Regions from separate parts of the Homo sapiens genome. Here regions 2 and 3 are each linked to region 1. Evidence: chromatin loops called from intact Hi-C (ENCODE). Cell type or tissue: PC-9. All regions are shown on one strand. Links, peaks and the distances in the headings refer to the core of each region. The heading gives the core; the rest is flanking DNA. Region 1 holds the start of FAM171B (family with sequence similarity 171 member B). Region 2 has its middle 77 kb from the start of FAM171B. Region 3 overlaps ZSWIM2 (zinc finger SWIM-type containing 2).

Region 1 (10,257 bases), core at 2,926-7,925:
ATCCAAAGACAGGCAATAAGAAATGCTGATGAGGATGTGGAGAAAAAGAAACCCTTGTACACCACTGGTGGGAATGTAAATTAGTACAACCACTATGGAGAACAGTAGGAGGTTCCTCAAAAAACTAAAAATAGAGGTACCATATGATCCAGCAATACAGCTGTTAGGTATATACCCAAAAGAAAGTAAATCAGTATATTGAAGGGATATCTGTACTGCCATGTTTATTGCAGCACTATTCACAATCGCCAATATTTGGAAGCAACCTAAGTGTCCATTAACAGATAGTGGATAAAGCAAATGTGATACATATACACAATGGAGTACTATTCAACCATTAACAAGGATCAGATCCTCTCATTTGCAACAACATGAATGGAACAGGAGGACATTAAGTAAAATAAGCCAGGCACAGACAAACTTTGCATATTCTCACTCATTTGTGGGAACTAAAATGTAAAACCATTAAACTCACGGAGATAGAGATTAGAATGATGGTTACCAGAGTCTGGGAAGGGTATTGGGAGTGGGGAAGAAGTGGGGATGGTCAATGAGTATAAAAATATAGTCAGGTAGAACGAATAAGATCTACTACTTGATAGCACAACAGGGTAAATATAGTAAACAATAACTTATTGTACATTTTAACATAACTGAAAGTATAACTGGAATGTTTGTAACACAAATGATAAATGTTTACCCTGATGTGATAATTATACATTTTATGCCTGTATCAAAATATCTCATGTAGCCCATAAATATATACACCTACTGTGTTCCCATAAAAATTAAAAATTAAAAACAAATCCCACGTAGTGGAAACAGGTAGAAGTATGGGTGAAAAAACAATGGCAGAATTTTGACCATTGTTAAAGCTAGGTGACAGGTATAGGCTTTTATTACACTATCCTGTTTACTTTCTATATATTTAACATCTTGCGAAATAAAAAGTTTAAAAATAGATATCACTGAAATATGCAATCAAAAATTTTCACACCATGAAAATATACCTCTCAAGAAGCTTTCTCTGTACTGAAAAGACATTTCTATGATCCCTGGAGATCCCCTGTGTCTCTGCTTCACATGGAGAATTTTAAATGGAGCTCATTATTTTTCTCCAGCTCCTCTCTCCCCCAACCCCAGCATGCCTCCCATCTAATGGGCCATCAGAATTAATATAATATGGTTGTCCCAACTACCACTAGCTCCCAGATTAATTCTTCTCAGGACCCTCAAATATTTCTAACAAATACTGGTACAGATGGAGAAATAAGAGCTGTTGTATACACTGGAGAAAACAATTGATTTGATGGATACCAACCTTAGTCTTTATTTTCACTGCTCTCTGAAGATGGAGTTTTTATAAGTTAATGAGAAAATGGAAATGTACTTTTTTAAATCCTGATTTTTAAAAAATGTTCACATTCAAGTTTTTTTTTAATCTTGCTTTCTTGTTTCTCAGCAATACAAAGAGACATAAATTTTTAGAATAATAAAATCCAGAGAATACTAAGCAAAGGCAATGGTGAGTTTCTCTACTATGGACTGATAAGGCTTAGTCATATATCAGTCATTGAATGTGTCATATTTGTTTTCTAAATTTTGCCTGAGAAAAGTCCTACAGTTTTTCATGTGGCATGTCCAAAGAATCAGAAGCATCATACAGCGGTAAAGAATGAATGCAAGCTCAATCACAGCTATTTAAAGGTATATATGTTAAAATCCTCCTAGGTCATAAGAAGATTAAGTATACTCAGGTAAAGAATTATGGTTCATGCTTGTAAACCAACATTTTGGGAGGCTGAGATGGGAGGATTGCTTGAGCCCAGAGTTCCAGAGTTTGAGGCTAGCCTGAGCAACAAAGCAGGACCCTATCTCTACAAAAAGAAAAAAATTAAAAATTAGCTGGGCCCAGCGGCACGCATCTGTAGTTCAGCTATTCAGGAGGCTGTGCCCAGGAGGTTGAGACTGACTTGAGCCATGATCACGCCACTGCACTCAACCCTGTCTCAAAAAAAACCCCAAATTCTTCACAAAACCCAATAAGTAGGCCCAAGTATAGGTATCAATCAGTTTTCTGTAGTCAGCATAAGATAAACACTGAAATTAACTAAAATTAAAGATCCAAAATTTACATACTTTATAACTTCTACTTACAAACTTTCCTACATAACGTTTATCTTTATAAATCCCCTGCTAAACTCCAATGGAGAATTTATCCAATGAAGACGAACAAATGCTGAGAAAGTGAATTCATTCATTCATTCATCCATCCATCCATCCATCCATCCATCCATCCATCCGTCCATCCATTCAACAAATGGTTGAATGTCTATGGGTACCAACCAGGTGCTCTTCGAGATACTAGAAATATAGCAGTGAACAAAACAAAGTCCATGTTTTCACAGAGCTTATGTTCTATCAAGGGAAAAACAGGCTTATTAGAACAGCTGAGAATAATGAGTACCATGGAGGAGAATGAATCTGGGTAAGAGCAAAAAGGATGTGCAGATTACTATTTTAAACACCTGGTCAGGAAAAGGTCTGTCAGTTACTGAGACACTTGAGCAAACCTGAAAAATGTGAAGTTCCAGAATTCCAGGCAGAGAAAATGGCAAGTGCAAAGGCCAAACACTTGGGTCCACTTGCAAGCTAAAGAAAATAGAGCTAGTGTGGCTACAGTGGAGAGAGTTAGGGTAAGGGCTAAAGGAGACGGGAGGAAAAGGAGGATACAAAGGATCTAGACCTTGGTAGGCCATTTTCACGATCTGGGCATCTAGTATGAGAGAGACGGGAAGCCATTGGAGGAGTGTGGGCAGAAATGATCCTATTTAATGTTTTTTTTTTTTTTAAAGATCGCTAGCTGTGTGAGGAGAACAGACAGTAGGGAAACAAAGGTTGAAACAGGAAGACCAGTTCAATGGAGAGATCACAATGCATTCAAAGGAATATTTTAACTTCATTTGTCTATAAGCTGTGTTGCATTATAAGACTCAATATTCCAATAACTAAAACAGCAATCAATTGAATTACTCCCTTGTTTGCCACTGGCTTGGGTAATTAGAGTTTTTGAGGAAGAAGAATCATCATAGGTTACTTCTCAGGTTCTAGTTTGATCTATCGAAGAGTGTGGTTCCTTTATCTCAATCTAATAGGTAAATAAAACAAAAACTGCTAATTTCCCAGACAATCAGCTTTTTCAGAATATTCCCTCACAAATATCAGAAAGCAAACATTTTAATTTGCATGCTGGATTCAGGTTTCATATTATTGCAGTAGTTCATAACCCTAATCACAACATATATATATATATTACAGTAGTCAAAATTCATTTAATATTCCTGAAAGGTCCATTGAAATAAAAATATACTGCAAACCATAAAACCCACCAACACTCTCCCAGACTTCGGCTTCATAGTGAATTTATGAAATATCTCTATTAATGAGGCCAATCAATCTGATATATCCAATTTCCTTAACTTTAGCGAACAGTATGTCTAACAGCAGCCTCACCCAAACCATATTATCACTTTCAGTTATTAAAAGCTGGGTAGGAAAACCACCATACACTGTATACCTTTCAAGACTTTTAGCCACACTTGAGTGTTATTAATTGGTTTAAGAGGGTGTCAGAAACACATGCTTTCCTGCACACTTTGGTGATTTCATCCTATGCTCAGAGCACTCTGATAAATTAAATCATCCTGGCTGTGTCATGAATCGCAGCTGGCATGCCTGTGTACTGCTTTTTGACGATGAGCAAGCAATACAAAATGTGATGCTGATTCCACTCTTTCAAATCTCATTTTCAGCACTCATATAGTGTTACCAGGCAGGATTTTAAAACAAAAACAAACGTCATAATAAAATTCACTTTGGTTTCACAAAACCTAAGCCCTCGTGCCAGAAAATTGGAGGCTTTTTTTCTTTCCAAATAGCAGACAAGAATCTACAGCCATGAAGCGAAGTGGGTTGCGGGGTAGGGAGATGCAATATACATGGATAATCTAGCTATTTGCTTACCGATGGAGCTTTAATGGGGGGAAAGAGGGAGGAACTGCGGAACTGTTACAGCCACCTATACTACAGCCGTATTTCTACACCTTCACTGAACAGTGTCAAGAATCTGCCTCATTTAAGTTCTACTAACAAGTAAGGAGATTTCTCTCTCTAGGGATAGGCTTTTGCTGTTCTAACACCACTCCAGACTTCACCTTATGTGTCCCCCTCTCCTTTTCCCTTTCCTTCAATTACAAACTCCTGTTTTGTTTTGCTTCATCTTATTGTACTAAAAGAGTTCTTTGCAATAAGATGAACCCTTAAACCCTTCCTGGGGTAAAGAGAAAGAGAAATAAATAATAAAATATATAAAGATTTCTCTCTTCATGGCTAAATTTAAATATAGCAGGCATGGAGAAATGGTGAAAAGGGGTGTGTGGGTGTCCATGGCAAGATTTCTCAGTCTCTAGGAGAGAAAAGGATAGAGAACAAAATGTTTAAGGGATTTAAGAACGGTGTGTGTGTGTGTGTGTGTGTGTGTGTGTGTGTGTGTGTGTGTGTTACAGTCATTCCCAGGGCAGAGGGTAGAATTCAGGAAGAAGGGAGGGAAAAGAAAAAGATCAATCCAGGCAGTCACCCACCCCCAGCCTTCCCGACCCCTCTCCAACCCACCGCAGTGCTCTGAGCTGCTCAGAAAGCTCATTACCCGGAGGGCAGATTCCCGACACCAGATCAAGGGACCAAAGGCTGGGCAGCCAGTCTGGGGAGAGAGATCGGGAGGGATGGTGACAGGAACGAACGAGGATAGGAATGGATAGGGAAGGGGCGAGGAAGCCGGCGAGGCCCTAAGAGATCGCCGGCCGAGACTGAAAGACCGGGCTGGGCAGCCAGGACCTACCTGGAACCGTCAAGGTGGAGGTTGCCCCAGGCACCTCTGTCCTCTCCTCCTCAGCCTCCTCCAGCTGCTTTTGCTGTTGTTGTTGTTGTTGCTGCTGCTGCTGCTGCTGTTGGATGAGGCTGAGGTCGGAGCGGCTGAGTTCCGCTCTGGCGGCCGCGGGGACCAGCCGCGCTTTCAGCAGCACCACGGCCAGGCCGAGAAGCAGGGTGCAGGGGACACGCCGGCAGAGCCTCGCCATGGCCTAGAGCCAGAGGGCCGCGGCGGCATATTGCGGGGCTCCGGGCGGCGGCGGGCGCCAGGGCTGCGGGCTCCTGGCAGCGCCCGCTCGCTCGCTCCCCCTCGCGCAATCTGCCAAGCACTCCCTCACCGGCAGGAGGAAGAGGCCCGGGAGGCGGAGGGGGCGGAGGAGGAGGGAAGGGGAGTTCGCATCCTCGCGCATGTGACGCGCGGGGAGGGGCGAGCCGGGGCCCGCGGTCCCGCGCCCCGCAGCCACCTGGGGCCAGGCTGCTCCGAGAGGACGCGATGCTGGGGCTGCAGCCCGGGTGGAGGGCCCTAGGGGAAACAGAAAGGGGAGGCCTTCTGGGAGCTGGTAGACCCTCACAGCGTCCACTTCCCACTGAGGCACCGGGAAGATTTGCAGAGAGTGGAATAAAATTCCTTCCACCTGAGCCCAAAGTAGCAGAGAAGGTGGTATATTGATTACCCCCATCCAGCACATAGCGTGGGTGGCACCAACGGATCAAAAAGCCAGGATCTCAAACAAATAGGCTTTGCTGCATCACCGCCATCATTGCTTAGCTAGAAGTTAAACTGCAGCGCGCCAGATTTTGACTAAACTTCTTTTCTCTGCCCTAGTGGGAATTTCTTTCCATATCATTAAATATTCTTAATTACATTTTATCTAATTCTAGCCTATCCTTTTCATTTGTTCAAAAAAATCTTACTAAATACTAGTTGCTTACCATGTGCCAGCATTTCTTCAGGTGCTTGGAATAAGTAAAATACAATCCCTGCATTCCAGGAGCTCAACATCTATTAGGGGAGAGGAACACAGGAACAAATTAGAACCCAATGTGGTGGCTACAAACAGAAAAGCAATACAAGTCCAGAGGTCTCAGAATTGGAAGAAAATATCTTGTGTATGTAGGGGCTATGAAACACCAGGAGAGGTAGAATATAAAAAAGAGTAAGACTTCCACACAGGAGAAATCAGGAACGTGGAAGAGTGTGTGTGTGTGTGTGTGTGTGTGTGTGTGTGTGTGTGTGAAGCCCAGATGTGTGTAAGCACAGTGGGCTTGCAAAAGTGTGAGCAATTATTCTAATGGAGGAATGACAGTGTTTTAGATTGAAAAGGAGAGTGGAGACCAGGTCATTAAAAAAATAATAATAACAAGCATTTCTATAGTACTTACTGTGTGCTCAAGTACTTCACATTTGTTAACTTCTGTAATAAACTTAGATGCTGTATACAGAAATTGAAATTCACACAGTAGATGATAATGAAAGAAATTAATCAGGGAAGAAACTTGCTACCAGTTGTGCATTTTAGGAGGATCACTTTGCTCTCAGTATGGCAGATGGATTAAAGGGGGATAAATTGGAAGAGAAGATGCCAGTTTAGAGGTGTTTGCCAAAACCCATAGGAGATGCCAAAGGTCATTGAAACTGAAAAGGAGAAGAAAAGAGTAGGAGACACAGTATATAAGACTACAATAAACAGATACGGTTAATTGGAAGAGGAGGAGATATGCCTAGTGTGACACCTAAATTGACAAATTGAGATCTTAGGTGGCTGCTTATGACCTTATCAACATTAACTGGCCTAGAGTAATGAGCCCTGCCTTGTTCAGTTGTGGTCTCTTTGTATTTGGAGTAACTGTGGGACATCTCATAGTGCAATATAAATGTCACCTGCTGTGACATCACCCCATTTACCATTGTAGTTCATTGTCCTTTTCCACCCTTATCATTCTTACCTTGTCCCTCCCAGTGTTTTCAATATGCTGGAAAACAACAAACTTCTCAGTACTGGAAAAGTATTTTTTGGTTAAGCAAATGAAAATAGTGTATATATAACTAATGGTTTAGATGTTTTGTCCTTTCCAAATCTCATATTGAAATGTGACCTCCAATGTTGGAGGTGGGGCCTAGTGGAAGGTCTTTGGTTCATAGAGGAGAATCCCTCATGAATGGCTTGGTGCCCTCTTCATGGTAATGACTGAATTCTTGCTCTGAGCTCACAAGAGATCTGGTTGTTTAAAAGTGTGGCAACTCCCTTCTCTCTCTCGCTTGCTCCCTCTCCTGTCATGTGACACGCTGTCTCCCTTTCACCATCCACCATGATTGTAAGCTTTCTAAGGTCTCACCAGAGCAGATGCCAGCACCACACTTGCGTTGTACAGCCAGCAGAACTGACCTAAAGTAAACCGCTTTTCTTTATGTCACCCGAAGTTTACTGCAATGCAAATGGACTGACACAATAACCATAAATAAAATAACAGTAGGTATTTTGCATCTATTATCTCATTATATCTTCAGAGCATCTCTACAAATTAGCTCTCATTATCCTATTTAGCAAATGGAAACACTGGAGATCAGAGAGGCTCCATGTCTTGCCAGAGGCTACATTTACAGTGTGTGACTTTACCTTTCTGCACCGTTTGAGACTTCTGCTATGAGTTTGTATTGCTTTTTTAGTGATTTTAAAACAAAAATAAGGTATGTGGACCACATAATTTTGGGGAAAATAGATACTAAAGTGAGGCCCCTCACACTAAACATCATTCTTCCATCAGGACTTTCTTTCCCTGGTCTGTGTGAGGCAGGAGCCATTGGGGGAGGGGGCTCCAGAGCTGAAGGCAGCAAGTTTCCATTAGTTTCATCAAGCTGTTTTTATGGCAATCTCTTCCAAGTTACCTCTGCTCCTGGAGAGAAGAAAGGAGAAAATGGAAATGGCTCCAAAAACCTGACTGGTGGATCAGAAGGAAAGGAATGCAGCCAGGATTTCTGTCATCCTGCCTTGGGGTAGCCAAGTTATTTTTAATATAGTAGAAGCAGACCTTCTGGAGGCAAAGCCACTGGGTCATGGACCCTGGTAGAGGGTGGACCTCAAATCTTTCAATACTATGGACTGTTTTAAGAGGTAAGTGTTGTCAATCAAGAGTATTTAAATAGTTTTTAAGTGCTTCATTATTCGTGTAGTTCATGCTTAATTTCTGTGCAATATAAAAAAGCCATATTATCCGATTCAATTGGGGATAGTACTTGGCAAATGAAAAAAGTTCATCAAAAGACCAAAGTCAATACATCCTAAATATATCTTAAGCCACATATTTTACCCTAGAATAAATAAATATATATTTGTTCACAAATCTTTTGATGTAGGGCCAAGAATTTCAACCACATCCTAGAGTTTGAAGTCATAAACCACAGTTATGATATACCACTATGATTTGCAGGTTTAGTTTAAGTGGAAGTTCTCAAAGACCCTTGCCACACAATTAGAGTGCCAAGTCATTCTATGTTCAATTTTTTTCCCAAGCTTGTAGAATTTTCTCATATACTTAGTATTAAACTTATATTTTATTTTATTTTATTTTTTGAAACAGAGTCTCGCTCTTGTCTTCCAGGCTAGAGTGCAATGGAAAAATCTTGGCTCACTGCAACCTCCACCTCCTGGGTTCAAGCGATTCTCCTGCCTCAGCCTCCTGAGTAGCTGGGATTACTGGTGCATGCCACCACGCCTGGCTAATTTTTGTATTTTTAGTAGAGACAGGGTTTCGCCATGTTGGCCAGACTGGTCTTGAACTCCTGACCTCAGGTGATCGCCCGCCTCAGCCTCCGAAAATGCTGGGATTACAGGCGTGAGCCACCACACCTGGCCTAAACTTAGTTTTAATAGGAAAAATTTACTTATCTCAAATCCATATTGTATATATTCCTTATCACACATATAACTGGCAAAAAAGAAAAAGTTTGTGAAAAATATAACTGACTTTTGGCACAGGCACAACCAAATGACAGGAGTAAACATAGGCAGACATTCAGGAAGATGTAAGCTGATAACTACATTTGCCCTAAATGTTTGTCTGTGTGTTTTACAAAGGAATGAAAAATGCCAGTTAATCCAGCAAGTTATTTTCAGGTACATAGTCCATGATAAAGTTTATGCTAAACACAATGTAATCGTTAAGGTTAGAAATTCATCATTTTTAGAAAAATGCCCCAAGAGCCATCAGAAAGCAAAGCACAATACTATACACATATAATTCTTCCCCACTTAAAACCTACTGGTACCTCCTCATTACTCTTAGCACAAATCCAAAATTCCTAACATGATTTACAAAGCCGTTTGCAATATGTCCCCTGACTACCTAGGTTCAGGTTCATTTTAAAAATTTTCCTGCATACACACACACACACACACACACACACACACACACACACGGGAGTTTCTTCTATTCCTTTGAACTAGATTTGAGTTGCCCCTAGACCTTTAAATATGTGATTTTCCCTGCCTAGAAGTCTACTCCTTTACCCGTTTAACTGGCAAGTTCCCCTAGAGCCCGAAGAGTTCAGGTTAGATATTACTTCCTCCAGGATTCATTCCCTAACACCCTTAGTTTGATTAGGTGCCTCTGTTATGAGCTTGCGTGGCAACCCATATTTCCTGTTTTGATCTTATTATTTAAAATGGGCATTTACTTTTCTGTATCCTCACTTACTAGCCCCACAAGAGCCAGGACCATTATGCTCACAGCTGTGTCAGCAGCTCCTACCATGATACCTGGCATTGCTTGTTTGATTGATTACTTGGCTGATTAAATCAATAAAACAATTTTAAGAGGCAGAACTGTTGCTTAAGGGTGGAGGACCATGGTATCAGACTGCTCTGGTATCAACCCCTCACGAGTGATGTAATTTACATGAGATTCTAGGCCTCAGTTTCCTCAACTGTATAGGGGGAGAAATAGTAGAACCTAAAGGAGCTAACAAAATAAAATAACATGTGAAATACTTTGAATTTCAGCCCAGAGGAAGTCTTCGGTAAATGTTAACTGTTATTTATTTTGTTAAACTTGTATATGATTGTTCTGTTTTGTTTATATGTATCTTATATGTATATAAAATTTCTAGATCATGATGCTCATCTGAAGATAAAAAGAAAAAAATTAAAAACAAAACAAAATGCATGTTATATGCAATCACTTCTCATTTTTCTCGGTAGTGAATGTTCCATTAAGTAACCGTAAACGTTGAATTAGCAAATACTGAACCATTCCTCCTAGAGGAAATACAAGTTAGGTTCCTGTGAACCTCTCATCACAAGATTTTTGTCAACAGATCAATATAAAACTTGT
Region 2 (10,257 bases), core at 1,841-6,840, 78 kb before region 1:
TCATGAAAGGATGTTGAATTTTGTTAGATAATTTTTCTTGATGCATTGATAATATGATTTTTGTCCTATATTCTGTTAATGTGGCATATCAATTTATTGATTTGCATATATTGAACCATCCTTACATCCCATTAATAAATCCCACTTTATCACAGTGAATAATCATTTTAATGTGCTGTTAAGTTTGGTTCACTAGTGTTTTGATGAGGATTTTTGCATCTGTGTGCATCAGAGATATTGGATTGTAATTTTCTTGTAATGGTATTGTCTGGCTTTGGTATCAGGGCCTCATATAATTCACTTGAAAGTTATTTCTTTTTCTTTGATTTTTGGAGGACTTTCAGAAGGATTGGTATTAGTTCTTCTTTAAATGTTTCATAGAATTCAGCAGTGAAGCCATCGGATCCTGGGCTTTTTTTGGTGAGTGATTTTTTTAAAATTATTAATTCAATCTCCTTGCTTGTTATTGATCTGCTCAGATTTTCTACTTCATAATTCAGTCTTAGTAGGTTATGTGTATCTAGAAATTTATCCATTCCTTCTAGGTTATCCAATTTGTTGGTGTATAATTGGTAATAGTCTTTTTATTAACCTTTTTATTTCTGTGTCTTTAGTTGTAATAGCTCCTCTTTTATTTCTGATTTTGAGTCTTCTGTTTTTTTCTAGTGAAAGGTATATCAACTTATCTTTTAAAATATAACAACTCTTAGGTTTATTAATCTCTTCCATTGTTTTCCTAATTTCTATTTTTTCCTGGCCTGATCTTTATTAGCTTCCTTATACAAACTTTTTCTTGGTTTGTTCTTCTTTTTTCAGACCCTTTTGGTGTAATGTTAGCTTGCATATTTGGATTTTTTTCCTTTATAATGTAGGCATTTACTGCTTTCGCTGCATTCCACAAGCTTTCATATGTTTTGTTTCCATTTTCTTTTGTATTAATATATTTTTTAATTTCTAGTTTAATTTCTTTTTTATTTTATTTATTTATTTTTTTTTTTTGAGATGGAGTCTCGCTCTGTCACCCAGGCTGGAGTGCAGTGGCACAATCTTGGCTCACTGCAAGCTCCGCCTTCCAGGTTAATGTCATTCTCCTGCCTCAGCCTCCCGAGTAGCTGGGACTACAGGTGCCTGCCACCACGTCCAGCTAATTTTTTGTATTTTTAGCAGAGACGGGGTTTCCCCATGTTAGCCAGGAAGGTCTCGATCTCCTGATCTCATGATCTGCCCACCTCAGCCTCCCAAAGTTCTGGGATTACAGGCATGAGCCACCGCGTCCGGCCTTAATTTCTTTTTTGATCCATTAGTTGATCAGAAACCTATTGCTTAATTTCCACATATTTATGAATTTTTCAATCTTCCTATCATTGCTTTTTAGTTTCATATTATTGTGGTCAGAAGAGATATTTGAGATGATTTCAATCTTCTTAAATTTGTTTTGTTTTATGACACAACATATGATCAATCCTGGAGAATGTTTCATGTGTATTTGAGAAGGATATGTATTCTGCTGCTGTTAGATGGAATGCTCTCTCTATATGTCTGCTAGGTTCCTTTGGTTTATCATTCAAGTCCACTTCATCCTTATTGACTTTTTTCCTTTTTGGTATGGATAATATATCCATTGTTGAAAGTGGAATATTAAAGTCCGCCACTGTTACATTGCTGTGTATTTCTCCTTTGTGTTAATATCTGCCTGTTATATTCAGATGATCTGATGGTGGGTGCCTATATATTTACAATTGTTATAACCTCTTGATAAATTGACATCTTTATTATATATTAACACTTTTGTCTAATGCAGGCATTTACTACTACACTAGAATTTTACAGCTTTACAGTTTTTGACTTAGTCTGTTTTTTTCTTTTATAAGTATAGGCACCCCTGCTCTCTTTGGTTATAACTTGCATAGAATATCTTTTTTCATTCATGTACTTTCTATGTGTCCTCAAGCCTAAAGTGAGTATTTTGTACATAGAATATTATTGGATCATATTTTTTGACTTATTAATTTTTTTATTTCAATAGGTTTTTGGAGAGCAGGTGGTGTTTGGTTATATGAATAACTTCTTCAGTGATGATTTCTGAGATTTTGGTAAACCAAAACATCCAAGCAATGTACACTGTACCAATGTGTAGTCTTTTACCCCTCTCCCTGCTCCCATCCTTTCCTTAGGTCCCGAAAGTCCCATTTCCACACCTTTGCATCCTCATAGCTTAGTTCCCACTTATGATTGAGAACATAAAATGTTTCCTTTTCCATTCCTGAGTTGCTTCACTTAGAATAATGGTCTCCAGTTCCATCTAGATTTCTGCAAATGCCATTATTTCATTCCTTTTTATGGCTGAGTAGCATTCCATGGTATATATTGATATGATTTGGCTGTGTCTCCACCCAAATCTTATCTTGAATTCCCACGTGTTGTGGGAGGGACCCGGTGGAAGGTAATTGAATCATGGAGAGCAGGTTTTCCCATGCCATTCTTGTGATAGTGAATAAGTTTCACAAGATCTGATGATTTTAAAAAATGAGAGGTTTCCTGCACAAGCTCTCTTTCTTTGCCTGCTGCCATCCATGTAAGATATGACTTGCTCCTCTTTGCCTTCCACCATGATTGTGAGGCCTCCCCAGCCATGTGGAACTGTAAGTCCATTAAATCTCTTTCTTTTGTGAATCGTCCAGTCTCAGTGTGTTTTTATCAGCAGCGTGAAAAGGGACTAATGCATATATACACCACAATTTATCCACTCATTGATGAGCATTTAGGCTAGTTTCATATTTTTGCAATTGTGAATTGTGCTGCTATACACATGCATATGCAAGTATATGTTTTGTATAATACCTTCTTTTCCTCTGGGTAGACACCCAGGAGTGGGATTGCTGGATCAAATGGTAGTTCTACTTTTAGTTCTTTAAGCAATCTCCACACTGTTTTCCATAGTGGAATGATTATTCCCTCAAATATGTTTAGATTTCTCCTCCTCAAGAACACCAATTATTCTTAGGTTTGGTCTTTTAACATAATCCCAAACTTCCTGAAGGTTTTGCTCCGTTTTAATTTTTTTCTTTGTCTTTATTGGGTTGGGTTAATTCAAAAGCCTTGTCTTCAAGCTCTGATGTTCTTTTTTCTGCTTGTTCAATTCTATTGCTGAGACTTTCCAGTGGATTTTGCATTTCTCTAAGTATGTCCTTCATTTCCAGAAGTTGTGATTATTTTTTATTTATGCTGTTTATCTATTTTTCTATTCATATCCTGTGACATTTTTAAAATTTCTTTAAGTTTGTATTCACCTTTCTCTGGTGCCTTCTTGAGTAGCTTAAAAATCAACCTTCTGAATTCTTCTAGCAATTCAGAGATTTCTTTTCAGTTTGGATCCATTGCTACTGAGTTATTGTGATCTTTTGGGGGTGTTAAATAACCTTGTTTTTTCATATTACCAGAATTGTTTTTCTGGTTTCTTCTCATTTGGGTAGACTATGTCAGAAGGAAGATACGGTGCTCAAGAGCTGCTGTTTGAATTCTTTTGTCTTATGGGGATGTGGTACTCTCCCCATTCCCCTGGGGATGGGGGTTTCTGAGAGCTCAACTATAGTGATTGTTGTTTCTCTTCTGGATCCAGCCACACAGCAGAGCTAGTGGGCTCTGGGCTGGTTCTGTGGAGTGTCTGCAAAGAGTCATGTGATGTGATCCATCTTCAGGTCTCTCAGTCGTGGATACCAGAACCTGTTCCAGCGCATGTAGCAGGGGAGTGAAGTGGACTCTGTGAGAGTCCTTGGTTGTATTTTTGCTTAGTGCACTGGTTTTGTGTTGGTTGGCCTCCAGCAAGGAGGTGGTGCTTTCAAGAGAGTATCAGCTGCAGTATTACAGGGAGTATACAAGCTTGCCCTAAGGTCACCTGGGTAAGTATTTGGGTGTCTCAGGTGGTGGGTGGGGCCACAGAGCTTCCAAGAAATTATGTCCTTTGTCTTCAGCTACCAGAGCGGGTAGAGAAAGACCATCAGGTGGGAGCAGGGTCTGGTGTGTCTGAGCTCAGACTCTCCTTGGGCAGGGCATGCTTAGGCTGTTGTGGAGGATTGGAGTGTGGTTCTCAGGCTGATGAAGTTACATTCCCAGGGAGATTATGGCTGCCTCTGTCATATCATACAGGTCACCAGAGAAGTGCAGGAAAGCCAGCAGTGACAGGACTCACACAGCTCCCATGCAGCTGGAAAGGCTAGTCTCACTCCCACTGTGTCCCCCTAACCACACTGAGTTTATTTCCAGGCAGCCAGTGAGCAGGGCTGAGAACTTGCCCCAGGCTACAAGCCTCCCTGCTGAGAAAGTAAACAGGGCTTTCAGGTTTCATGCCTCCCTACCTTCTGCAGCTTCTGTGTTCATATTTGTACTCCAGGTCACTCCCTCCCCCAGTTTCTGTCCAGGAACCTTCACCTTGAGTTGAAATTGTTACAAAGTTCAGCTGAATGTTTCCTGAATCTTTCATCTTTCCCCAGTTCCACTGCCAGCCCTCCCCAAGGACCCCTATGAAATAAAGTCAGAAATGGCTTCCCTGGGGACTGAGAGTGCCCACAGGACTCTTCCCTGTGCTTCTTCTACCCCCATATTTTTCTCAGCTCTCTAAATTTGTCTCAGCGCCAGGTAAGGTCAAATTCTTCTCCTGTGATCTGAACCTTTAGGTTTCCCAGTGAGGATGTGTGTTTGGGGGTGGATGTTCCCTCTTTTACACTTTGAATACTCACATTCTTTTGGCTGTCTCACAGAACCTGCAACAGCAAGCCGCTTCCTTCAAAGGGCTTGTGGAGTCTCTGGCTTTCTTGGTATGTTACTGCACTAATCCTTGGAGCAAAAGTTCACAGTGTGAGCCTCCACACACTGCTCTGAGTGGGAGCTGAAGTTAGTCCTGTCTCCTATCTGCCATTTTTTTTCCAACTGAGATCATATTTTTTAATCCATTTAAACACTGTGTCTTTTGATTGGAAAATATATTCATTTGCATGTAAAGTAATAATCAATATGTAAGAACTTTTGCCATTTTGTTGTTTACTAATTGTTTCATCATTCCTTTTTTCCATTATACCATTCTTTTCTTCCTCCTTTGTAATTTGTTAGATTTTTGAAGTGCATGCTTTGGTTTTTTTTTGTTGTTATCTTTGTGTATTCACTAGAGGTTTATTTTTTCTTTGTGTTCACCACAGGACTTTTACGAAACATCTTATTGTTATAACATTCTATTTTGAACTAAAAGCTTAAGTTCAATAGCATACAAAACCCACACTTCTATTTCGCTCCTCACCACATTTTAGGCTATTGATGTTATATTTTACATCTTTCTATTTTGTTTATTTATCAGCAAATTGTAGTTACAGTTATTTTTAATACTTTGGTCTTTTAACTTTTGTACTAGAATTAAAAGTCATTTACACACCATTATTACAGTATTAGAGTATACTGGATTTCACTAAATATTTACCTTTACCAGTGAATTTTGTACAGATGGTCCCCAACTTACATTGGTTTGACTTATAATTTTGTGACTTTATGATGGGTTTATCAGGATGTTTCCCCATTATAAGTTGAGAAACATTTGTACTTTCATATGTTTTCATGTTGCTATTTAGCATCCTTTTGTTTCAACTCTAAGAACTTCATTATTTCTTGTAAGGCAGGTCTACTGGTGATGATGTCTCTCAGGTTTTCTTTGTCAGGGAATGTCTCTCTGTCCTTCATATGTGAAGGACAGCTTTGCCAGTTATAGTATTACTTATTGACAGTTTGTTTTTTTTGTTTTGCACTTTGAATATGTTATCTTACTTCCTCCTGGCTTGCAAGGGTTTTGTTGAAAAGTCTGCTGATAGTCTTATGAAGGTTCCCTTGTGTGTAATAAGGCACTTTTCTCTTGGTGCTGTCAAGATTCTATCTTTGATTTTTGACAATTTGATCATAATATGTCTCAGAATATTCTTCTTTGGGTCTGATAGAGTTTGGATATTTGTCCCTGCCTAAATCTCATGTCGAATTGTAATTCTTAGCCTGGTGGGAGGTGTTTGGATCATGGAGGTGAATCCCTTGTGGCTTGGTGCTGTTTTTATGAGAGTGAGTGTGTTCTCACAAGGTCTGGTCACTTAAAAGTATATGGCACCCACGCCCGCACCCTCCCCGCATCGCCTCCATTTTCTCTCTCTTTCTTTCTTTCTCCTACTTTCACCATGTGACAGGCCTGTTCCCCCTTCACCTTCTGGCGTGATTGAAAGTTCCTTGAGGAGCTTCACTGGAAGCTGAGCAGATGCCAGCGCCATGCTTCCTGTAAAGCCTGCAGAACCATTGGCCAATTAAGTCTCTTCTTTATAAATTACACAGTCTCAAGTATTTATAGCAATGTATGAACAGCCTAATACAGGGTCAGTCTTGCTTAGGGTTTTCTGAGCTCCATGAATCTGGATCCTCTCAATATTTGAGAAATTTTCAGCTACTATTTCTTGAAATAAGCTTTCTTTAGCTTTCTCTCTCTCTCTTGTTTCAGAAACTCCCATAATTAATAATATATTTGTATTTGATGGTGTCCCATAAGTCCCTTATGCTTCCTTCATTCTTTTTCTTTCTATAATTGGGTAATTTCAACTTACCTGTCTTCAAGTTCGCTCAGACAACTAGCCTATCACCAGCTGCACAGACTGGTGTGGCTTCATGTGGGTTTCTGGGAAGGCTCCCCCTGGGTCACTGAGTAGTTCTCTGGACAGGCAGTGTTGTCCCCAGCCCACAGATGTGAGGGACTTAAACAGTTGCAGGGCTGCTTCAGGTTCCACAGCTGAGACTAAGGTTGACAGGCCTGCCTCTAGGAACTGAGAGACAAGTATGTCTCCCCCTGGGGACCTCATGGGGCAGGACTGCTTGCAGTCTGCAGCTGACAGAGCTGAAGACAAGTCTCTTAGCCATTTCAGGGTCCACAGGAAGAAACAAAGTCAGCAGGCCTGTCACTGAAGGCATAAATGGTGTGACTCTACCTGGGTTCCTTGGTGGGTGATTGTGGTAGCAGGATCAAGGCCAAACATGGCTGCAACTGAGTCCTCAGGATGACAGGGCCATTTCCAGGTCTGGAACTGGGACCATAGCCTGTGAGCTTTCTACATGGGCATAGTTCTACCCTCTAGAATGGCCTTACTAGGTCTTGAGCTCCAGGAGGTTTTCACAAACTCCTATCTGAATTCCAGAGCTCCCACAAAGCCACTTTTGCCTTTGTTGCTTGAGAGGATACAAGCAGGGGAGCTCCTATTTTACCATCTTGCTGATGTCACTCTCTCCTCTTCTCAAAACATTTCCAATTATTCCATTGAACAAAATCCATTATCATTCATCTAATTCATAACTCCATTAATCAATATTTATTGAATACATACTGTACTGTTAAGAATTGGAGGAATTGTAAAGCATGGTTTCTGTCCATAAGGATCTTATGGTCTAAGAAGACAAACATAAGATATCAACATAACAATTTTGTACATGCAATCAGGCAGTATTTTCTTTAGAAGTGAAATGAGCTCATCTTGGGGCAGATGGAATTTTCAAAATTTCCTGATTCAGATTAATTTCTTACTAAGGCTAATTTTAATAGTATCAAATCTCATCTTCACTTAAAAAAAAAAAAGGCAGGAAAGACAGGTCCCAATTTCAAGAAGAGTAAGTACAATTCTCTTATCACTGATTCATTACAGCTTGCTCTTATGTCTCATTGTGAAAAAAGAAAATAATAGAACAGTGGCAAGCATTACTTTTTGAGAAACCAGAGTTTCAGAAAACAGGTATGTGTTAAAGATTGTTAGCATGAAATTCACTTTCAAGATTCTTTTCTTGTCATTTTATTTAAACATTAAGGAAAAAAACTTATTCAGAGAAATAATTTTTCCCTTCCTTTTATAAGTATAAGCACTCCTTAGAAATAATTGGTAAACTCCTTAATTATAGATCTCATCTACTTGTCATTAACAACCTCTTCAATGGTCAATATTCACATCAATAGTGTTTTGTTAAATAATACATGGAATAATGACAAGCAACTCTTTTAAAAATCAGAAATACTAAATTTTTAAAAGTAACAATGAGAAAATATCTGCAAAAGTATGTTAATAATTATCCTTTTTTGTATTTTATGGACACAAACCTTTCAGAAATTATCTAAATCAGAAATCAGGGTTTTGAAATAGTCTTTATTATAAAATTTTGGATACTGATAAGCTAATTTTTTAAGCTGAATTTTTTAAAGTATTTTTCTATGAAAAACAAAAGAATCTACATTATTGGATTGAAATATGGAAATATGTAAAATAAAAATTCTGAGATATTTACTCTACATTGCTTAATAGCCACTATTACCCTTTCCGGATAGCCCCCATTTAGAAAAAGTTTCTAACTAAGCTGTTCAAGTGTAATAAGTCCAGAGACTCTTGGGAATGTAATTGTCTTATTTGTTTTGAATCAGACTGTCTGCAGTTAGTCTAGTGTTTTAATAAGGTCTACAAGGATTAGAACTAGTCAACATATGAATTATGAAACCCCCAGTCAACCTGAAGAACAGAAAAAAAATCAATCCATGGGGAAAATCTGGTACTCTTGCAAGACTGTGGAATACCATTCAGAACCATAGCAGAGGTAGGCTTGAAAACCAGGAAATAATAGGTTTCAACTAAGAAAGGTTTTGTTACCTAGGGGGATAAAATAGCATATGCTTCTAAAGATGTGAACTTTCTTTTTTAAAAATAATCTGTGGGTTTACATCATCATGTAAACTTTCCCAAAAGAAATAGGAAGCTATTCATCTACTATAGCTAACAAAGTGCAGGAACGTGTTATTGCAATATTTTAACAAACATCACAGGTAGTTTTAAAATGTAATCTTTAAGCTTAGCTATTTTGGAAAGAAAATAGTTATTTTTTTCTAAGGCACGTACCATTATATACTTGATGAAAATGTTTTTCCATCATTTGTCATTGAGATTATTAGCTTTCAGCATTTAATATGGCAAATTATGGTTGACTTCTAGACTATTTTCTTCTAGTCAAACTCTGAAGATGTTATGTTTTAAAAATCTTAATAGGCAGAAATCTAGTCCCCAAATAAACTGAAGCTCAAAATGAAAAGATAAAGACAAGTCAAAGAAAGAATATTTATTTTGATGGAGCAAACAAATTCAAAACTAAGAAAATAAGGCAATTTTTCCTAGAAGAAATTAGCCCTCTAGTTGATTTAGAGAGAGCTTACCGATATAAGTAAGCTGTCTCACTGTGTATCCATCTGTCAAGAAATCCACCTATAAAAAGAGGTCCACAGGGTGATTTCATGGGGTCTAGGTAAACAAACACTGTGGTGTAGTTTAAATATTTTTCCAACATTTACTTCAAGGAAAGGATCCCTGATTATCTGCCAGTTATTAAGTACCAAAAGGTGAATCACTTTTGATAAACTGATTAAAATGTCTCTTAATTATATCCAACTACTTTTCTTACAGTTCTTACATCTCAGTCTTCCCATATTAGTTTCTCTTCTGAGATGAGAATGTGATGATCAGTTCATGACCATCATGTTTGCCAGCTGTTTCTGATTGATGAATAGTTTTGTTACAAACCAGTACCATGTGAGTTAGCGTCCCCTATGGCTCCTCCAGGGGCCATATAATTTCTGGTAAGACTAAGACTCTCTTGGATGGAGACCAGGCTCCCTAACAAAGGTAGCCATAGCTTGGCTGGCACATGCAGGGATCCAAGTGGAAGTATTTATCATACAGCCAGTGCTGGGAATTACAATGTCTACTGGTGAGTGGATTCAGAGTCCAATTCCTATTAGAACTGACCAAAGCTATTTTTAGTACCTTATTAATGTATAAAAGTTACATGTCTAAAAACATGGCAGTCAAGATAATTCTAGAAAGTATTCTAAAGTCCCCTAATACAAACTGCATGAACTTAAATATTGTTCAATTGATTAAGCAGAAAGGTTATTGAAGAGCTAACTCTTTTAAGTATAAATAGCCTTTGTGTTATCATTTAGACTCAGGTTTAGAGTTCAAAGAATATTTTAAAAGGGGGTTGAGGGTTTACTGTATCATTTTCTCACTTAGGTGTTTTGGGATTTGTAATTTATTTTAGATTCAATCAGATTGTCTTAAATCTCCTCAGTGGATGGAAAACAATTTGTCCACACTCAGCTCTAATAGTAAAAATTGGGACTTTGTAGACATGAAATATAAAGAAATATCGAGTTCATTATAT
Region 3 (10,257 bases), core at 537-5,536, 150 kb before region 1:
AATGCACCAAACAAAAATCCAAAATGAGCTACCTTACAAAAGGTGCTTAGCTCCACCCCAAAGTAGAATTTCCTTACTGTGAGGAATTTATGGGTTGATATTTGCTTTTTTTCTTCTCTGACTTTGGGAATTAGATTTATTTTCACCTGCCTAAGGGCAGGTCACTTTAAAACCATCCTAATTTGTTAATTTGCTAACAAAGATAAATAATGAAGCCTAGAGACTAGTATCAAGAATTAAGATTCTCCAGTAGAATCTATTCAACCTTTTTGAATCACCTAAACTAAATTACCTCTTCAAATCTCTTTTATTAACTCAGTTTTGCTCTAACTCTCAAATTTTACTGGTCTTTTTAAGTATGCATTTTTCCTTTAAAGGTTTTTCTAGGAAATCCTCACGTTTGTAACTGTTCCACATTTCCGAAAGGAGGGGAACTTTGTAAGCATATCTGCTGGTAAGTGACTTTTCAAATGAAGATCTTCCATGAAGGAACATCTTGGTGTGTTAAATATTTTGCCTTTGTCATGGTTTCAATAACAACAAAATTAAAGAAATTTGGTGTTTGGGGAATATAAAGTTAAAATGGTCATAGCTTACCAATAAATTTTTCAGTATTTCATTTTATTCTGAAAATTGAATAACATTTAAATTGAGAACCATTTTATAATGTTAATGCTTTTAAATAGAAAAAATCAATTTTAGATTCTCATGTACAAATGTGAAATCTAACTATAAAACGGGGGAAAAATCCTGATCCCATCACTGCTGATAATTATATGGTTCATTTGAGATATTGCTGTGCTTCCACAAATTGTGTTTCCAAAATCACGTTTTCTTGAATATCAAATGTTCCATTTTCTACATGTATACATAGGTTGAAAGTGTTCACCTTTTCCGTATTGGCCTATGGCAGTCAAGTTTCAAAATATTTTCCTTTTCAGTTAACATTTGACTATGAATCACTTTAAATTTTCATGTATTTTTATAAATAGTTCAGGTTATTTATTTTTTATAAAAAGTTCAGGTTTCTTACATGCATATATTGCATAGTGGTGAAGTCTGGACTTATAGTGTACTAATCACCCCAATAGTGAACATTGTACCCAATAAGTGATTTTTCAGCCTTACTCCCTTCCCACCCTCCCAGTTTTTGTAGTCTCTGATGTCTTATTTCACTCTATATGTCCATGTGACCCATTGTTTAGCTTTCACTTACAACTGAGAACATGCAGTATTTGACTTTCTATTTCCGAATTATTTAACTTAGGATATTGGCCTCCAGTTCCATCCATGCTGCTACAAAAGACATGAGTTCATTAATTTTTATGGCTGAGTTCTATTACATTATATATATATATATATGTGTGTGTGTGTGTATATATATATGTTTATACACACATTTTATTAATGTGGTATATTTTTATGCCCACCATTATGGATACTTAGGTTGATTCCGTATCTTTGCTGTTGTGAATAGTGCTGTGATAAACATATGAGTTCAGCTATCTTTTGATATAATGATTTCTTGCCCAGTAGCCATATACCCAGGAATAGGATTGCTGGGTCATGGTAGTTCTATTTTTAGTTTTTTGAGAAATCGCCGTACTGTTTTTCATAAAGGTTGAACTAATTTACATTCCTAGCAATAGTATATAAGCATTCCCCTTTCTCCAGGTCCTTATCGACATTTGTTGTTTTTTGACCTTTTAATAATAGTCATTATGACATGTATAAGATGATATCTCATTGTGGTTATAATTTCCACTTCTCTGATGATTAGTGATGTTGAGCATTTTATTATGTTTGTTGGCCACTTGTATATCTTATTTTGAAAAATGTCTGTTCATGTCCTTTGCCCACTTTTTAATGAGGTTATTAGGTTTTTTCCTGTTGAGTTGTTTCAGTTCCTTATAGATTCAGGATGTTAGCTCTTTGTCAAATACGTAGTTTGCAAATATTTCTTAACATTCTTTAGGTTGTCTGTTCACTCTGTTGATTGTTTCATTTGCTGTGCAGAAGCTTTATAGTTTAATTAAGTCTATTAAACTATTTTTCTTTTTGTTGCATTTTCTTATGAAGACTTGATCATAAATTCTTTGCCCAGGCCAATGTCCAGAAGAGTTTCCTAGTTTTTCTTCAAGAGTTTTTGTAGTTTAAGGTCTCACATTTAGGTCTTTAATCCATCTTGAGTTAATTTTTGTATATGGTGAAAGTTATGAGTCCACTTTTATTCTTCTGCATATGGCTGCAATTTTCCCAGCACTATTTATTGAATAGGATGTTATTTCCCCAGTGTATAATTTTGTTGACTTTAACTATAAATCTTTCAAGATAGAAGTAGAACTCTATTGAAGATTATGTCTATTAAATCTGAAATTTTTCCTCTAGTGTGAGAATCTATTTGTAGGGTAATTGACCTTTAGAAATGAAAAAAAAGTTCCTTAAGCTTAAATACAAATCAACTCATTTTGTTTTGCCTACCTATACTCATACTAACAAATTATTAATATTATTTTAATTTATTTGATAGTTAACATGAAAAAATAAGAAATTAAGAAAAGATTATGACTTACTTTCCCATTTCTAGTGCTTTTCTTTAGAAGTAAAAAAGTTATATAATTATTTCTAATGTTTTTACTAAGTTTTCTGCTCTTTTATTTCGATCACTTTTTATTAAGCATCTAGTAACACAAGTTATTTACTCTAGTTGACATAAAGATAAAATATGGTCCTTTCACAACTTACAATTTGGTATTATGATTATATTTAAAATAGTTTTTTTTCCATTTTCATTTTATGTCAGGGGAAGGGTATTCTCTTTTGATTATTATATAACTCATGTTGTACAATATTGTAACCATTAAGTAAATGGAAATATAATCAAAGTGCTTCATATACTAAAGTATATTTAGTATCTTTGAATAATAATTTAATAGGCATTTCCCACATTTTTTAAAAAGTCGCATTCCATTTTATTGGTAAAATTTAAAAAAAATTTTTTTATATCATGCGTTAGAGAGGTATATGTAGGAAAACAGCCATTTGGTACACTATCCAGAAAATTACTGCCTTTCCAGAGAAGTTTAAAGGCAGTACCATAAAAACCTAAATCCCCTCATTATCCTTTCCCTTTGAATAACTGTATGTCGTAAGAAATACATGGACTCTCTCTGACAAATCTCTTCACACCAAATGTCATTTGTTTTCATTAATCATACTTTTTTCACATATGCTTATTTTAAAACATAAGTTTAACAACTATTATAACAGAAAATTGATGATTTTTAAGTTTATTCATAACACTTTCCATAATATAAATCTTATAATTCAATTTCTATTCTAAATATTTTTAAATGTCTTTTGAGTTTATGCCAAAAATAAATGTCTTGATTTTTTTTCTACTTGTGAATGTTAGGGTCTTGTTGAAAAAATTCAAGCTTCCAAGGAACCATGAATGTAAGTTTTGGGGTTTGGGTTTTTTGTGTTTTTTTTTTATTTTACTACTTTGAAGTTAACAAATATAAGAATGTTTTATTTAACATTTTCTAAATTTAGATGGTTACTTTTCTAGGGAATCGTAACTATCAGTAGCTCAGCTTCTTAAACTTAAGACACTTGGAACATTTTTCATCTTTAAAAAAATGTAACTTTATATGTCATTTTCAAACTCATAGGCACTTAATAAAAACAGGTATGAAACAATGGCCAGTTATTAAGTAGGAAAACATTTATGTATTCTAAGAAAAGGTTACAGTGGTTTCTGTGTCTAAAATTATTTTAATTGTGAGAAAAATAGCAAATGTGATTTTTTTAGATCCCAGAAATAGACTGTTGGCATGGCACATTATTTTATTCAAAAATGTTTGCTGAATGAAATTGTTTTGCTAAACAAAAGCAGAGTAAAATGTAGTTTTTAAGTGAGTACTTAAATTGAGTTTGGAGTCAGTTATATATTTATATAAGTTTAAATTCCAGAGTTCTCAAAAATAAGAGAGAAAGAAAAATAATTGCAATACAGGTCACTTAAATTTGTACATCTTATAATAAAGATACTGTCATTGTCAAAGGGTTAACTGCAGTTAAGGAATTGTTTGACCAATACTAGACCCATCTAACAACTGCATTTTTAAAAGTATTAATAAATGTTTCTGATATTCATGAATAATTAAAGTGATAATTAGTTTTAAATTTTTTCTATTCAAAAAGAATTGGTTTTATTTAGGCAAGTTTATTTCCCCCTAGCTATTATACAATTACAATCACAGTAAACATATTTTAAAAATTATACCAGATAATTAATTACCATTAGTGTTTCACAGGGATTTTCTCTTTTTTCACTCTACATATTTTTTTAGAAATGTCTCCCATTTTCCATGTCTCCAACTGTTAACTCTGTATCAGTGATTCCCAATCTTAGCAGCAGACCAGTATTTCCAGTTGCTTTCTGGGAAGCTCAATTTGGAGGTCCCATGGGCATCTTAAATACTGATTTCTCCATCTGTGCTCCCCTCTTAGATTCCCTACCTCACATACTGGCTTTCCTTTTTATTTTCTCTTCAAAGCTGTAAACCTTGATATTCTCTCTGATTTTTTTCTCTCTCGTCCTCTTCTGCCATGTATCTACCCATACCACAAATCCTGCTTGTTTTACATCCTACATATTTCTCAAGTGTTTCTATTTCTCCATACTCATTCTTACCTTTGTTCCACTTTCCTCAGCCCTTAGTACCATTCTGTGTAGCCTCCTTGTTTCCAATGCCTGAACTTTGCACTTTGTCTTTCACCTTCTAGATAGGCAGATTCTTTCTAAAATGTCAGCCTCTTCTTAAGCCTCTCTCTCAGTCCCTTCATGCGTGATGACTAGGTTGTATGGTTTTATACATATTGTTTTCTTTTTGACTTCTCCATTGTATTCACTGAAGTTAAATGTTGACCCTCTCTCCAAAGTCTTATTCTCTACACTATTCTTCCATATCATTTTCACAAGCTTCAATACTGAGGCTGTCCAATGGAAATATAACATACATATGTAATTTTCTAGTAGCCATATTATAAGAAGTAAAAAGAAACAGGGAAGTAACTTTAATATGTATTTTAACTTAAGCCAGTACATCAAAATATTATTGTGTCAACGTGTAATCAATATAAAAGTTATGAACTATTTTACTTTTTTTATACTGTCTTCAAAATCTAGCATGTTTGTTATACTTACAGTAGATCTCAACTCTGACACTATATTTTCAATGGAAATATTTGATCTGTATATAGACTTCCTCAAAATTTGTAGCTGAAAAATAGATTCACATATCCAAATTGTTACATACTTATACATTTTTCTGTAACTATAGATTATCAGCTTTAAGTTAAAAACTAAATTTTTAATTTAACAAAATTTAAAATTTGTTTTGTCAGTCACACTCGTCAAATTTCAAGTACACAATAGCTACCTGTGGCTAATGGCTACCATATTCAACAGTGCAGTTCTACCCAATTAAATTCAACAAATATTTATTGTACCACATATTAGCTAGGAGCTCTGCTAGGTGCTTTTTATAAATTGAATCGTATGTATTGCTAGTATATGAATGTCTTTTATCTGCAAACACAGCAATTTTGTATTGATCAATTTAATATATTACATTGTATTATTATTCTTTGCACTTATCGAAGACAGCAACCATTCAGTCTACAGTAGGGAATTTTTTAATGTTTAAAATTAATCCTTTATAATTTGAGAGTTTATATTTCCTTCTGAAATAAAGATTTTTTGTGTCTTGTATTTAAAAGAAATTTTAATTAGTAGGCATTGAGAAAATCCCATGTGTACAATGTAATACTAGAGACTAATAATATTCAAAGAAAGTCTTAGCGATCTTAAATTTATCATTTAAATTAAAGCTAGAATAAACATACATGAAAAATAAAGAAAACTATAAATAATTACTCATTAGGATTATGTATAGCGTTTAAATAAGTGTGGAGGGAATGTTACTTGTAATGGAAGAGGAATGTTTTGAACATCATTCAGAGATTCTTTTCTAAAAGGAATCTGGAAGCAATTATCTACATTCCAGTGTTGCATATAAGAAACCTGAGACTCTCTTTTCAAAGACCGACAAAAATGATTATATGGGAATATTATTATGAAAAATGTTAATTTTTGAACACTGAACATTCTTTTATTCACAAACATTTTCCCAAAAAAAGCTAGATTTACCACCTGATAGTTCCTTTTAAATACAATAACTAGTGAATACTATCTTCTTTTTGGAATTAAATAATTATGAATAAAATTAAAACCTCATTAAAGGAAATTTTTCTAAATTCTCACCAGAAAGATGTAAACTTTTTATTTTCTATTTTCCCTTTTATGATTTTATATATATCATAAAACAGCCTAATAGCCTGTCAGAATTCTGTGTTCTGCTTTTATCACACTGTTACCTTATATTTTCATGCTATATAATCTCTGTAATGAAAGTCATTAAAGGCTAGCTAATATTTCACTAAATATGGTATATTATAAGCAATTTAACATTCTTCCACTATTAGGCATTTATTTCTAACTGCTTGTTATATTCTTTGTACGTGAAGCTTTTTGTTCTTTTCAAATATTTCCTTAGCCTAAAGTCTTACTGTGTTTTGGAGTAGAAGTGTTAATATTTTTATGTCTCCCCCCCATGTATTGCCAAATATGTTTTCAGAATACTTTTGCTGATTTACAGTGATTTCAGAAATATGTCAATTTCTTTAAGTTTTATTTGTTTTTTGGATTCATGTTTTTGGCACATTTTAACTATAGTACTTAAGCATACAAAGATATTAACAGCATATTTAAGAAATATGAAAATAAAGACACATAGAAATATTTTGCCATGTTAGTAATATTTCTATAATTTTGGAAAGAAAGCCACACAAAGCAGGAAAAATACCAGATACAAGGTTCAAAGTAATCTATCAATGCCTGGTAAGTTAAATAAGAAAATAGTTTCTATTCTCTGGTATATTTATTTAACATTCCTTTATGGAAGATCTAAAATGCCTTCAAATAACTTTTTTAAATACAAAAGAAATAACATAAGGCAAACAAATAGTAACGTTTATTAGTGTTTATTCAGTCAGTTTTAGTGTCTGTGCTTTATTCTTATTTTAACTCATTTGCCTTTGATGCAAATAAAATTGAACATCTTCCACTGCCTTGTTTACTATTTGTGTTTTATGTGAATTGTATTTTGGCTATTTATTAGGATAAAACTGCAAACATTTCTTAATTATTATAAGCATTACTTTTTTCAAATGTTTTTCTAATCTGCTATAAGTTTTTTCTCTATGGCTTTATTAAATTTTGTTACATATAGGAGTTTTTGTGTTATTAAATTGGATCATCTGTTCTTTTCATGTTTATTGTTTCAACCCTTTAAAAATTGTCTTTCTTCCATAGTATCAATAGTCCTTTGGAGTTTTTTCTGCTCATTTTATTATTTTTGTTCTTTATTATATAATAGCACCAGTGTGTAGTTGTTTTGGTATAAGTTGGAGGTTGGTATTTGGTTTGAGTTAATTTTCTCCATATTGCCACCCAGTTATCTCAGTTAACAGTTATTGGATAATCCTTCTTTTCCTCTTTGTTTAACAATGTTTATTATTTAGAGCATCTCATATATTATTACATTTATTACTTGTACAACACATTGTGATGTCAGTCCCGGTTAGCTGTCTTGCTCTTCTCTTTCAAAATATTCCTGCATAGTCTTATACATTAATTTTTCCGAATTCATTTTAGAAGAGTTTGTTTCTTCCTTTTATTTTCCAATTCACATTTTACCACACAGAACAGTTTGTGGCCAGCTTCTTTTATGAAATTTTATTCTTCAGTATTTCTGCTGCCCCAGTGCATCTTTATTCCCCAAAGCACAATATTTTGTTCTTTATTTTTCTCTCCTTTTTTAGAGAGCAGATGTTGCTGTGTCTTTGTGACAAATAGCCCTTCTTCCGCAAAGTAATGGTTAATTAATGTATGATGCCCTCCCACAGTCCACTTGCCATAACATCTGACAGGGAACTGCGATTTCTGTATTGAAATGTAACTGTGATGTTTTCAGTATTTTAGTGTTTAGTTGGGGGGGGTCTTTCCAGAAAAACAGAGCATTTCATTATCTTGGAAATAATTTTTAATTCATATATATTAAAAAGATACATAAAATCAATAGAAGGCAGGGGACCGATAACAACTAGCATTTAAATTATGACATGTTCAGGAGTAGGAGATGGAAGGGGGAAGCAGCAAAGGGATGGGCCAAGGAATGAAGAATCTAGGATTCCCTGATCAATACTATAGGCACTTAGAACATCATTCCTTTAAGGATTGCAGGATAGAGAAAATACAGAATTCAAAAAATGCACATCCCAATGGTGCAAGCAATATAGTAACTAATAGATTGTCCTGAGAAACACTGACCAAATCTGTTGAGGATAAGACTAATGAGACACGCTTTTGTAGGTACACAAAACAGAAACAGAAAATAGGCACAATTAATTAAGTCTTGCTCTTCCATTATTATTTAATTCACTTATTCATCTAACAAATAATTACAGTAGCTACTCGGATATCAGTTTCCTCCTCATGTATTCATGTCCCATTTATTTTAATATTCTTATATGTTGACAAAATATTTGTTTATGGACTAGTGAACAGGTCGAAGTATAAGACATGATTGTAACACCAATCCAAGGATGAACACTATCATATTCAAGTGCACTGTTTGCATTGACTCTTTTTCAGTTACAAGAAAAAATAATAATTTTTATATTTTTTTAAATGACTCTTTTCTGACATTTTGGCTCTGAAAAAAATGTAAAGAAGGGGTCAATGTCAGTGTGATAATTCAATCAAAACTGTCTCTCTGATATTTGAAAGAAAATTCTAACTTTCAGCATAAGTTGTTACCTCTCTGTAGCTCCAATTTTATGACTGGATTTTAATACTTTGGGATTTCTCACTAGCTGCTTTACAACTGGGTCTTGGAGAAAGAGAGATAAGTGACTTGCTTCGGGGGATACATCGAGTTCAAACTCCCCAACCAGGAACAAATGACGAAAATGAACATGTTGAAGAAGATGGGTACATTAAACAGAAGGAAATTGATTCAGAGGATATCTGCTCTATTTGTCAAGAGCTACTTTTAGAGAAAAAGCTTCCTGTCACCTTTTGCAGGTGATGTACTTTTTCTTTAGATTCTTAAAACTAATTAAAAATTCTAAAACATATTTCTGATTTATTACCTTAGGAGACATGATAGGGAAAAAATAGACAACTTTACCTACTGCTAATTTATACTTAATTAACATTCTTTTATTTCCTAACACACACACATATATATAATATATATAATATAAATATATTATAATATATTACAATATAAATATAATATCTATAATATATAAATATATATCATAGAAATATATATATTATATATAACATATATGTTAGGAAGCAACATATATATGTGTGTGTATATATATGTTTTGAGCTAAATATATGCTCTTACTCTAAATCTTTCTGAGCTACACTACAAGGGTAAAAACTGAAACATAATTCCACAATTATTCCTCTTCCCACCTTAAGTAACAAGGGTAGAGTAATTTCTGTGTTTTTATTTTATACACATGAATAAATGTGATGGTTTATTATAGTTATAAAGACTTTTCTGAAAGTAAAGATTATTTTACTTTGAAATTACAAAAATTATTTTTAGTTTTTCAAAATTCTATCTTTAAACCTAAATAATTCAATTTTCACATATGTACAAATCTTTTTTTTTTTTTACTCATTAATGCCAACAATAATATTTCTTTCATCCCTTTCATTCTGTCTACATAACCAATTCTTGTTTTGTTAGACCTCAGATCAGCTGTCTACTTTTATTTTATTTTATTTTTAATTTTTTTATTATACTTTAAATCTTTATTGAGAGTCTAATGTTCATACTTTTCTTCACAGCACTATAAAGTTGGACTTGAAAAATTTGGACAGTCATTTTCCATTGCAATTTTTTTCTCCTGATCATTCTTTTTTCTTCTGATAATTTAACAAAACTTTTGTCCACACTGTAGTTGTTCATGTGTCTGCTTCTATTGCATATTGTAAAATTATTAACTACTTTCCAAAATGGTATTTCTCTCAGCAGATATTTCTTTGGTACTACCATGTATTGTGTGACTTCTGGAAAAGTATGGTGGCACCCCTGCTCTCAGTGA

Evidence for each region. A loop is a pair of places that touch in the nucleus more often than their neighbours do. Peaks named below come from ENCODE experiments on the same cell type or tissue, not always from the same donor. Only the 100,000 strongest peaks of a DNase experiment are listed, where the experiment ranks them.
Region 2: it touches region 1 in a loop (5-fold over the local background); 5 of 110 quality-filtered maps call a loop at or near these places.
Region 3: it touches region 1 in a loop (2.4-fold over the local background); 7 of 110 quality-filtered maps call a loop at or near these places.

What each region holds. Positions count from the first base shown.
Region 1 is chr2:186,689,052-186,699,308 of GRCh38, reverse strand. It overlaps FAM171B (family with sequence similarity 171 member B), which reads right to left and starts at 5,249. Exons shown (of 8, transcript NM_177454.4): 1 at 4,898-5,249. The coding sequence starts at 5,135. RefSeq lists a silencer at 5,086-5,445. In PC-9, for the core only: no CTCF peak of the experiment used is centred there; a DNase peak (open chromatin) is centred at 5,288; H3K4me3 peaks cover 1,356 bases.
Region 2 is chr2:186,766,089-186,776,345 of GRCh38, reverse strand. No RefSeq gene overlaps it. Among named protein-coding and RNA genes, the nearest start is that of FAM171B, 77 kb to the right of the region's middle. In PC-9, for the core only: no CTCF peak of the experiment used is centred there; DNase peaks (open chromatin) are centred at 4,275 and 4,765; H3K4me3 peaks cover 1,070 bases; H3K27ac peaks cover 2,999 bases.
Region 3 is chr2:186,837,916-186,848,172 of GRCh38, reverse strand. ZSWIM2 (zinc finger SWIM-type containing 2) reads left to right here. Exons shown (of 9, transcript NM_182521.3): 2 at 378-454; 3 at 3,416-3,456; 4 at 9,004-9,214. Among named protein-coding and RNA genes, the nearest start is that of ZSWIM2, 6.1 kb to the left of the region's middle. In PC-9, for the core only: no CTCF peak of the experiment used is centred there; no DNase peak of the experiment used is centred there.